Linked DNA regions of Homo sapiens: region 2 is linked to region 1. A link is a loop called in an ENCODE intact Hi-C map of the cell type or tissue named here. Cell type or tissue: endothelial cell of umbilical vein. All regions are shown on one strand.

What was found. Peaks named below come from ENCODE experiments on the same cell type or tissue, not always from the same donor. Only the 100,000 strongest peaks of a DNase experiment are listed, where the experiment ranks them.
Region 2: it touches region 1 in a loop (6-fold over the local background); 9 of 110 quality-filtered maps call a loop at or near these places.

What each region holds. Positions count from the first base shown.
Region 1 is chr13:70,621,420-70,626,419 of GRCh38, reverse strand. No RefSeq gene overlaps it. Among named protein-coding and RNA genes, the nearest start is that of LINC00348, 390 kb to the left of the region's middle. In endothelial cell of umbilical vein, no CTCF peak of the experiment used is centred here; a DNase peak (open chromatin) is centred at 2,939.
Region 2 is chr13:71,216,464-71,221,463 of GRCh38, reverse strand. No RefSeq gene overlaps it. Among named protein-coding and RNA genes, the nearest start is that of LINC00348, 200 kb to the right of the region's middle. In endothelial cell of umbilical vein, no CTCF peak of the experiment used is centred here; a DNase peak (open chromatin) is centred at 2,383.

The DNA.
Region 1 (5,000 bases):
TGTTAATGGAGAGAAGACATTTAAACATGTATGTAATAATTGTATTTGCAGTCTGATCCCTACTCTAACTCTAGCACAAGGACATTTGGTCATACATATTATGGCACCTTCTTTACCGTATCGCTTACTATTCGTTAAACAAGAGAGATTATTTTTTCATCTCTAAGATGATAAAATAACACACATATTTGGGGATTAAATTACTTGACATATCTGTCTCAGAAATAATTTCCTTTAGATAGCTGTACTATTTACTTTCTAGTGATTAACAACTCATTCAGAAAACACATTTTGTCATTTGAATTGGCGATTTTAATTTTGCCAGAGATTTTGAAACCAGCTGTACAAATTGACTTGAAACAGTTTTGTATTTTTCCTTAACAGTAGAGTCTCAACCTTTCCAACTGTTTTTAAAGTGACAAAGGACAATTATAAAATTCCACTAATATTTTTGTGTTGGTTATTTTAATAAAGATTGTGCTTATCTTTTCACTCAAAATAACAAGGGGACTCAAAATAACAGTAAATGATCATAATAAAATCACTTTTCTAAAAATAATTCCCTATGTAACTATACCCCTCCAAGTAATATTTCAATGTAGATATAACCAATATAGGTTATTTTCCCTCGACATCATTTTGGGAGATAATTTTTAAAAATTAACATTTCACACAATGTTCAATATGAACCTTATGTTTTAATTCAACTGAGTAACTGTTGTATTCAAGAAAGAAATAATAAAATTTTTAAAGCTTTTACTTTTCAAAAGATTAGTTTTCAAAAATAGAAAGTAGTTTATCCTTTCTACAAATATTCACTGCCATCATCACCTTTTCATGTATTAGTAATTGAGATATTTTTGATACATCTTAATCTATAGATTGATTTGAAAAAATATATAAATCTATTTCGAATACACATTTGTTTTAATGCATATATGAGGAGAATCAGAGTGATTCCTCTCTCAAACTTATAAAAATTTAAAACCCAAGCATATGACCAATAGAGAGTTTGAAATTTATGCCAAATCTGGTTTCAAATACACTTTCTCTGCACATTTTTCTGATCCTGTTAGTTTTATTTCCTCTGGGAGGATAATGCAAAAAACTTGGAACTTACTGTTGATTTTATTTTCTATGTGTTAATATAAATATATACATGTTGAGCTAATAACATGAAGTGAATATATTTTTTTGGTCTAGAAATGAGTTTCACAATAAGAGAAAAAATATTGGGCCGGGCACGGTGGCTCACGCCTGTAATCCCAGCACTTTGGGAGGCCAAGGCAGGTGGATCATGAGGTCAGGAGATCGAGACCATCCTGGCTAACATGGAGAAACCCCGTCTCTACTAAAAATACGAAAATGAGGCGGGCGTGGTGGCATGTGCCCGTAGTCCCAGCTACTCGGGAGGCTGAGGCAGGACAATCACTTGAACCTGGGAGGCAGAGGTTGCAGTGAGCCGAGATCACGCTATTGCACTCCAACCTGGGTGACAGAGTGAGACTCTGTCTCAAAAAAAATAAACAATACAAAATATTGAAGAATAATTTCTCAATCTGTACTGCTGGATTGGTGAAAATATATTTACTTAGAAAAACATGTGATTATGGCAAATTGTGGAATGATGAGATGGAAAATATAGGCCCAAATTTAAAACTATGGCAAAAAGAAAACATTTTAAAATTCATTTCCAGCAGACTAGAATTTAGTCTTCAAAGACTCCAAAGTCAAGTCATTAAATAATAAGGCAGTTTTTATTGGGTAGAAATGCGGGATATGCAATATAATTAGATAGTAGGCCCTGGAGGATTTACAGGATTTAGGAATTTTTTAGAGTTAAAGAGCTAAATAAGTCAGTATTAAAAGACCTACCCTTGATATGAATAAATCCCACATCTGTAAGCTGTTTTGGAATTTTGCTTTGAACCTTGTGAGATGCTGAAATGCAACAGTCCTTTCCCTCCAGTGGGCTTCATTTATCTTTAGTTATATTGGACAGTTGTGTGGTGTGCCTTTCCACTCTCCCTTTCTCTTTATATATATATTAAATGTCTTTTTCTTTAAATGTATGTACCAAATCATTTAAATTAAGTGCTAACATATTTTCAATACCAAGAGATTATTTTCAGATTTTAAATGTTGCATCACAGAAATTTTGTACCACTTTCTTTCTCTTGATTTAAAATGGAAATATATTTCTTTCACAACTTGCCTTCTCAACATAGGTATAATTTTTCAAAGTATTTATAATGAACTTTTAATTTAGGAAGGGAAAACAAAAACAATCTGATTCAACATGTGATAGGGAATTTTTTAGGCACAAAATTCAATAACGGACCAAAATACGTTTTGTACTCCGATAGGCATTCTGAGGCATTGTTTAGATTTATTATATTTCTCTCCAGTTCAATCTCATCTTGTAGCTTTTCTTGTCTCCCATGGGCCCATTTCTCTTGGTTTGCTTTGTCTTCAGGTCTATATCTGGAAATCTCCTTTCTTTATTTTCCCTTATTCTTTCTGTACAAGAGGTTTCTTTATTTAAGCGCTTTCTAGTCATTTTAATGTTTTTAAACAAATAAAAGAGGGCTGCGTGCATGTATTAATCCATTTTTAATAGCCACTACTGAAAGACGGGGCATTTTCTTGGTGTTGTTTTGAATTGCTATTATCTAAAAAGAGGTTTATTTTTATCAATATCTATTGTGACATCCAGTTAAAATGACAAAGACTCCCACGCTGAGCAAACTGAAGCAACCCTTGAGTTCACTGAATAAAAGCCTGAGACTGGCAGCAGAGGATTTTTAAAATATATTTTTGTTCATATTCTATTGATGCTATGGTTCCCCTTAAATAATTTTCATGTACTATTAAGAGAACATGGTATTTAGTATACAGATAACTTTTTCACAATGTTATTAAGTTATGTAAGAGTTGGTGCATTGCTGCCATCTATGGACAGAAAAGTGAATATTAATTTTAACTCTAAATTGACATTTTTACATATATGTACATTACCTTTTATAAACCTCTAGAGAATAATTATACATTTATTAATACATGCAGAGAGAGTCTACTTACTAACATCTATTAAAGTTCTGAAAATAATTAATCTGAGAGAAACCAATTCAGGGAGCACAGGTACCAATATCATAGCACTGTATGGCTATAGTGTATTAGCTGACAAATATTTTCACATACCCATCTTTCAAGATTATACAGGGAAGAAATACAATTATTTATTAGCCTCACTTTAGAAATCAAGACGCTGAGGCTAAGAGAGTGTCAGTGATTTTGTCAAGTCACTGAACTGATCAAGGAAAGAATTTGCTTGAAAGCGTCTACTGGTCCATTCTCTGGGATCTCTTTGTAATCCTTCACAGTGCCTGGACTTTCATAACACTTACTCCTTAGTCCTTGCTCAAGTAAACCGTTAAGTATTGGCCATTGTTACATAATCAGAGCTCTGTTCATTCATTCGCAAATATTTGAGGATCTACTCAGAAGCAGAAAGTGTTCTAGGAATTGAGAGACTGCTGGGATCAGGAAAGACAAGGTCCCTGAATTCTTTAAGTTCACGTTTTAGTGCAGAGAGATAGAACAAAAGTGTGTACATAAATGGATGGTCAAGATCACTTCAGAAAGTGGTAAGACCTATTCAAAAAGTATAACTGAGTGATATGATAGCAAAGATCAGGCATTGCTAATCATTATGGAAATATAAAAGAAATAAAAGTGCAGTCAATCCTTTCAGGAAATTATAACCAAATTAATAAGGCAAAACAAATGATGCTATAAATTATGGTACAATACAACAATATGAATATCAGAAAATAGTTTGAAAAAGCACGTCACTGTATTTATATCTCACCCTGTGCTTTACAGGTACCGAATTAATAAAGCTCAGTACTGGCTAGAATGCTAAAGGATGGCTTCATAAAGGTCAGAGGTCTCAGCGAAATCACAAAAATTGTTATGACTACATTACTGAGGCAGAGGAAACATTTTTTGCAAAGGCTTGAATCTGGGGAATAATGAACAAATGAACCTTGTAGGATAAAGATACAGAAGCATATATATTTTCCAACATAGGCATTTAGAGCAACCTCAGGCTTTTTTAGATATTGCATTTCCCAAACCTTGCAGGTTTCTATTTTTGGCCTTGGCTCAGTTTCTAGAACCACATTTCTAAAAGAGTCTTATTTTGATCAAATTGGAGTTGTCTTTTTAAAAAAACAAAAATCCCATAATATTGATTATTTTTATGTGTGTATTCTGATTTACATTCCTGAAATACTTAAGAAGTACTGATTGAAAAATATAGCGAGGAAATTAGCATGTAAAAGGAAATATAACGTATCAAGTAAAAAATTAAGTAAATCAAGTAAATATCTGCTAATATGTGGTGGTCTCTGTATGATGTGGGGATTTCTTATTGAAATATTTCATCCTTCTTGTAACTGAATGTAACTTTCTATAATATGTCATAAAATATCTTATTTTTGTTTATTGATGAATTCAACTTCAATTCCAATAACAATAATTGATTACTTAGAAAAATATATGCACAGAGTCTTTGTATTCTAGGAAACCATAAACTAGTATGAGAAATTACGTATTTTTTGGAAATAAAAGATACAATTTTATTTCCTTGTTGTTAAGGGCTCCTCATTCCATTTCTAAAGTGCATCATTGAGGAATGTAACACTTTTCTAAATGTAAAGAATTCAGATCAAGTAGCCATAAGCAAATACATGGTAACTTTCTTCCTCTTTATTATGTTAGGTATGAAGGTAGGCACATAGATGTTTGAGATAGTGCCAATAGTTTTAAATGATTTGTAGATATATATTTACTTCCAAGTTACGTTCACAGAGTAGACATTTATCATTGAACTGGTTAATTGGTTCAGTGTAAATAATCCACCCTGAATCTAAAACTCAAAGTGGTTCTTTGGGTATGTAATTGAGCCAATGAATTGACAAATTGTCAGTTCATCT
Region 2 (5,000 bases), 600 kb before region 1:
CACCAAGTCACATCTAGGAAGAAATGACTAATAATAAGTAGCATTTTTATTTTAGTAGCCCATAGTTGCTTTCCTCAGAGAAATAAACCCTCAAAGTCTTAGCATTAACTGTGGAGAGATATTTTGAGTGAGAGTCTTTCCAAGGCCTATACAGTTTATAACTTCAGCAGAAAAAAACATGACTTTCCATAAATAAGCCCTTCTTTCTTGGGGTGTGTCTAGAATTGTTTGAGACACCCAGGCATAGGCCCAATTGGGTTCCTTTCTGTTTACCTTCTGTCCTGTCCTGCTTATTTAATTTGTGCACTTACATACCCCAAATCCTGGGAGAAAGGAGTTTTGAAATTCTTACAGAATATTATTTTTAATTGAATGTGCCCTCTTAAAAGAGCATTTTAATTGAGATTTAATAACTCCATAAAAGATAAATCTAGCTACCATGTAATAAATAGTAATTAATTAGTTAACATCAATTAAATACTAAAAATATTAATTTACATTTAATGTCCAACTACTGTAATTTGCTATAGCTATCTTATTAAATGCTAATTAAATTCTTGAATATTCCTACAAATTTAATGCATTAATAACAAGAACGTAAGTACATATTTACTGTATCTGCACTTCTGAGTTCATTACATGGCAACAAGATTTATCTCTTTTACAGTATTAAATATACTAAACAAACCTCAGTAACTTTTTCTAACACATACCATAGCTGTTTTATTAATTTCAAATTAAATGCTCATTTAGGGTTTCTAATCTACAGCTGCCCCAAACAATTTTCTACTGGCAGACCAAAGGTTATTATATGTTTAATTAAGCTTCATTTTTTAAACTTTGGGTTGAAGCTGTCTCAACATGACTTGGTTTCTTATCGTAGTATTAACCTTTTGATAACAATATTTATTAATATTTTCTATATAGACCATGTTTTTCCTCTCTGCTACCTTTGTACCTTTGTTCACCTTCTACTAAGTCTGTAACTACTAGTATCTTTTTTTCTCTGTTTAGTACAAGCCAGCATTTGTCTTTCTTTCTTTTCCATCATTAAGGAGCACAGCGCTTACTAGCATCCTCTTCAGGTGTCTTTCATTTTCATTAATTACTGCTTAATCGGTAGGTGAACATTCCCCTAAGAATTTTCTTTAAAAAAGAAGAAGAAAAGAAAGAAAGAAAGAAAGAAAAGGGTCATGTGATATTTGTAAGCAAAAGTGAGTCCAGTTGGAAAGGCTGCAAGAGCAACAACGCTCAGCCAAGGTTTCAGCCTCAGGATGATTTCTGAAAGACTAAGGAAAAATACAGTCCTTGCATGTATCAAATGATTTAGAATCTTCAGTCCTTCCAGATATGATGGGGGATGTCATAAAGACAGGAGACTGCTGTGCAGCAAGGAAAGCACATTAGCTATTAACCTTCCCCCAGCCGATCAACTTTATTTTGCAATCTTCCCTCAGAACCATTAGAATACCCTGAAGAAATAACTTTCCAATTAAAAAGGATCTCAGAGAACAAAGCCATTTTATCTCTGACTCCTGGTGTTCTTTATTCCAATAATTTAAATTGGAATTGATTTTTCAATTTAGCCGTTGACTTGCTATGGACACACAGCTGAAAAGGCCGAATGGAATTGCATGGCTGAAATATTTGTCTTTGTGATGCACTTCTCATAAATTCACAGAAGCACCCCCCTCCCCGCCTTTTAAATGCATTTTCTTTCGCTGCTTTTGCCTTAGACAACAGCTTTTTAGCACAGCATGGGCAAACTGAGAAAACACGTCCACCGTGACCTCGGGGGCCTCATCCTCCATTCCTCATAGATCTATCTAATTGTTACATCTCCTGGAAAATAAATAAATCCAGTCTATCCAAAATGATAGCAATTCTTGAAGCCTGATTATTTGTTTTCAAATTTATATAGGAGGCTTAATTTCTTGAAAAAGGAGAATGCCTTTTTAGGATATTTCACCCCAAAAATATGTTGTAATGGAGACTGAACTCTCCTATAATTGCTTTAATCATTAGTAGCTAAAAATAATGGATTTTCAATTAACACTTAATAATTTTGAATTAAATACTCCAAATATTAAATTGTTCTTTATTACCCTTTTATATTTCATAATAAAAGGACTAGGAATATCCAATTATTAAAGCACTTGATTAGCAGGCATAACTTTCTTGTCTATTCACAATTCTGATGGTTTTCTCTGCGTGACCTTAGAAGAAATGCCAGTCTTTGTCACAGTCTCCTTCCTGCTTCCTCACCCTGTCACTCCAGCAGGTGTCTCTACTTTCCTTTGTCTTATAGACTAAGTCCTGTTCTGAGATCGGGACTGATGTGAATAGCAGGTATGGAAGGAAATCCTGAGCAGCTCACAACATTGTTTAATTTTTACTAAACACCATCTTGCTTATTACTCACACCCGTTGAGGTTTTTACTATCATTGTCTTTTATATGGTTTTCTGAATGCATGATCTCAGAACCTGTCCTTGAAAATTGGCACGACAATGTCTTTCACAATATCAAGAGCAAAAGAGAACATAGAACCCACTAGAATGTAAATACCATGATAACATGATCTTTATAAGTATTACTCACCTTTCTCTTCCTTATGCCAAAACAAGGTTTGATGCCTACTTGGTATTCAAAAATCTGCTGAATGTATGTATGAATTATATTGTGTATTCCATCTGACTGTTCTTTCCTATCAGTTATAAATTAATGCAGTGAGAAAAAATACTTGTAGTAAACATGATAAATGTACTTTTGTGCTCACTGACTGTTGTAACAAGTACATGTTAGTTATCACTGCACATTTCCCATAGCAGTATGATAAGGTTTTGGCATTGGTCCTGCACCTCTGGTTATTGCATGACCTACACTTTTAAATGCATTGTGATTAAACAACATCAGCAACACCTGGTGGCATTGGTCATATGCCTAGCAGGAGCATGAGTTCCTTGCCAACCAACATCAGATTGCAGAAGAAAAGGTTTTACAGCATTCATTCATTAAACACATTTACTAAGTCCTATCATGTGCTTGACATTGCACTAAGCGCTGGGGTACACCAACAAATAAACTCAACAGAAACTGCTATCTTCGTGTAGTTTACAATCTAAGGAAATGAGGCACATATAAACAATCATAATTTAAATTATGATAGTAAGTTGAATCACTTTAAGAGATTACAGATGATATAGTAGGTTAAAACGTGAATGGAACAGCATAGGAGGTTCTGGAGTGGGACACGGAGAGTTGCTGCAATTGAAAAATGTCTGGGCTCATGGCAAAGGTACTTGACCAAAGCCTTGTGGCAGGTGAGGGAGGGAGCCTCTTAGATAATCTGGGGCAAGAGACTTCCAGGGAGGAGCAGATGGCACAGGCCCTAACCCAGGAGTGTCCATGGGAGACTTGGCAGCAGGAAGCCAGGGTGGCTGGCACAGAGTGAATGGAGCTAGGAGGAGTTTAGGTCAGAGTGTAACTGATGCCAGATTCTAAAGGACCTTGTAAGCCACTGCAGGGACTTTGGCTTTTATCCTGTGAGAGAAATGGAGAACCATTGGCAGATGCTCCCCAATCGATCTGGCCTACTTTGAATAAGCGAAGTGTTCTCTGCCATAATACCTGGTTATACACATCCTTGCCATAATACCCATAATACCTGGTTATACACATCCTAGCTTTTGCAGGAGGTGAGGGGAGGATTGGGACCATCTCTTAAAAAGAGCTTGTATCTTCACACTGATCTTAAGTTTTACAGAGATTGCACCTTTCATATTCCTCGTCCCTCTTGGCTCTAAGCACTCACTTTGCCCAACTCTGCTCTTCCTTGTTAAACATGAGGGAGAGAATCTTTTTACATTCTTTCCTCACCAAAATGGAGATGACTTGAGGATAGCGGCCACTTTTCATTTGTGAATCTCCGGGGTCTGACACAGAATAAGGGCTTCATATGTGTTTGATGAAATATTTATCCTATTATCCAAAAAAGAAGAAAAACAAATTGTGTAATTACTGCAACTTGGAAAAATTGTGGGGTCTTCCTGCTTAAATTGCATCACTAGATTTTTTTTCTCTTGTTAACTTAGTGTGAAAAATTTCCTGGAGTCTTCCTAACGTAGACAATAATTATATTCCAAGTATCGTTCAGCATTCATTCAGAATGTCGAAAAATTTACTAATTTAAGATTTCCCTAACTTCTGCCATTTCAGGAAATTTGTTTGCTGTCTGTATTCATTCAAGTTTATTCACTCTCATAGAAAACCTCTATTTTCCTGACGTTTAGATTCTCTATTTAGTTAATGACAGAGAGTGGATATGAAACTTAGCTCATTCTTCTGAGGATTCTGTGAAAACTCCGATCTATAGAAAAGTTCCTTATGGCACATGACAGATGAGGAAAGTGAGGAGTGAGAATCTTTCACCTTCTGTACATTAATATATGGAATAGCATACACACACACACACACACACACTTTGAAAATTCAGTCCCTGAGTTGCTTGTCCTGAACCCTTGTCCAATATTCAATAACGTAGACCATCAGTGGATAGGAGCCTACTTGCTCAACATGACAACAGCGTGGCACATCATGTCATCATAATGACGTTCCACAGTGTCACAGGTTAAGACCCTTTATTGTATTTCATGAGACATTTTTATCTTAGTCCGTTGGAGTTGCTGTAACAAAATACCATAGGGTGATTTAAACAACAAACATTTATTTCTGACAGTTCTGGAAGCTGGAAATCTGATATCAGGGTGCCAGTATGATTGGGTTCTTGGTGACAGCCCTCTTCCTGGTTCACAGATGACTGCTTTCTTGCTGTGTCCTCACATAGAAGAGAGAGAGAGAGCTCTGGTCCCTTTATCTTCTTATAAGGGCACTAATCCCATCATGAAGGTTCTACCCTCACGCCCTCATCTAAATAAAATTACCTCCCAAAGACCTCACCTCCAAATATTATCACACTGGGGAGTAGGGCTTCAACATATG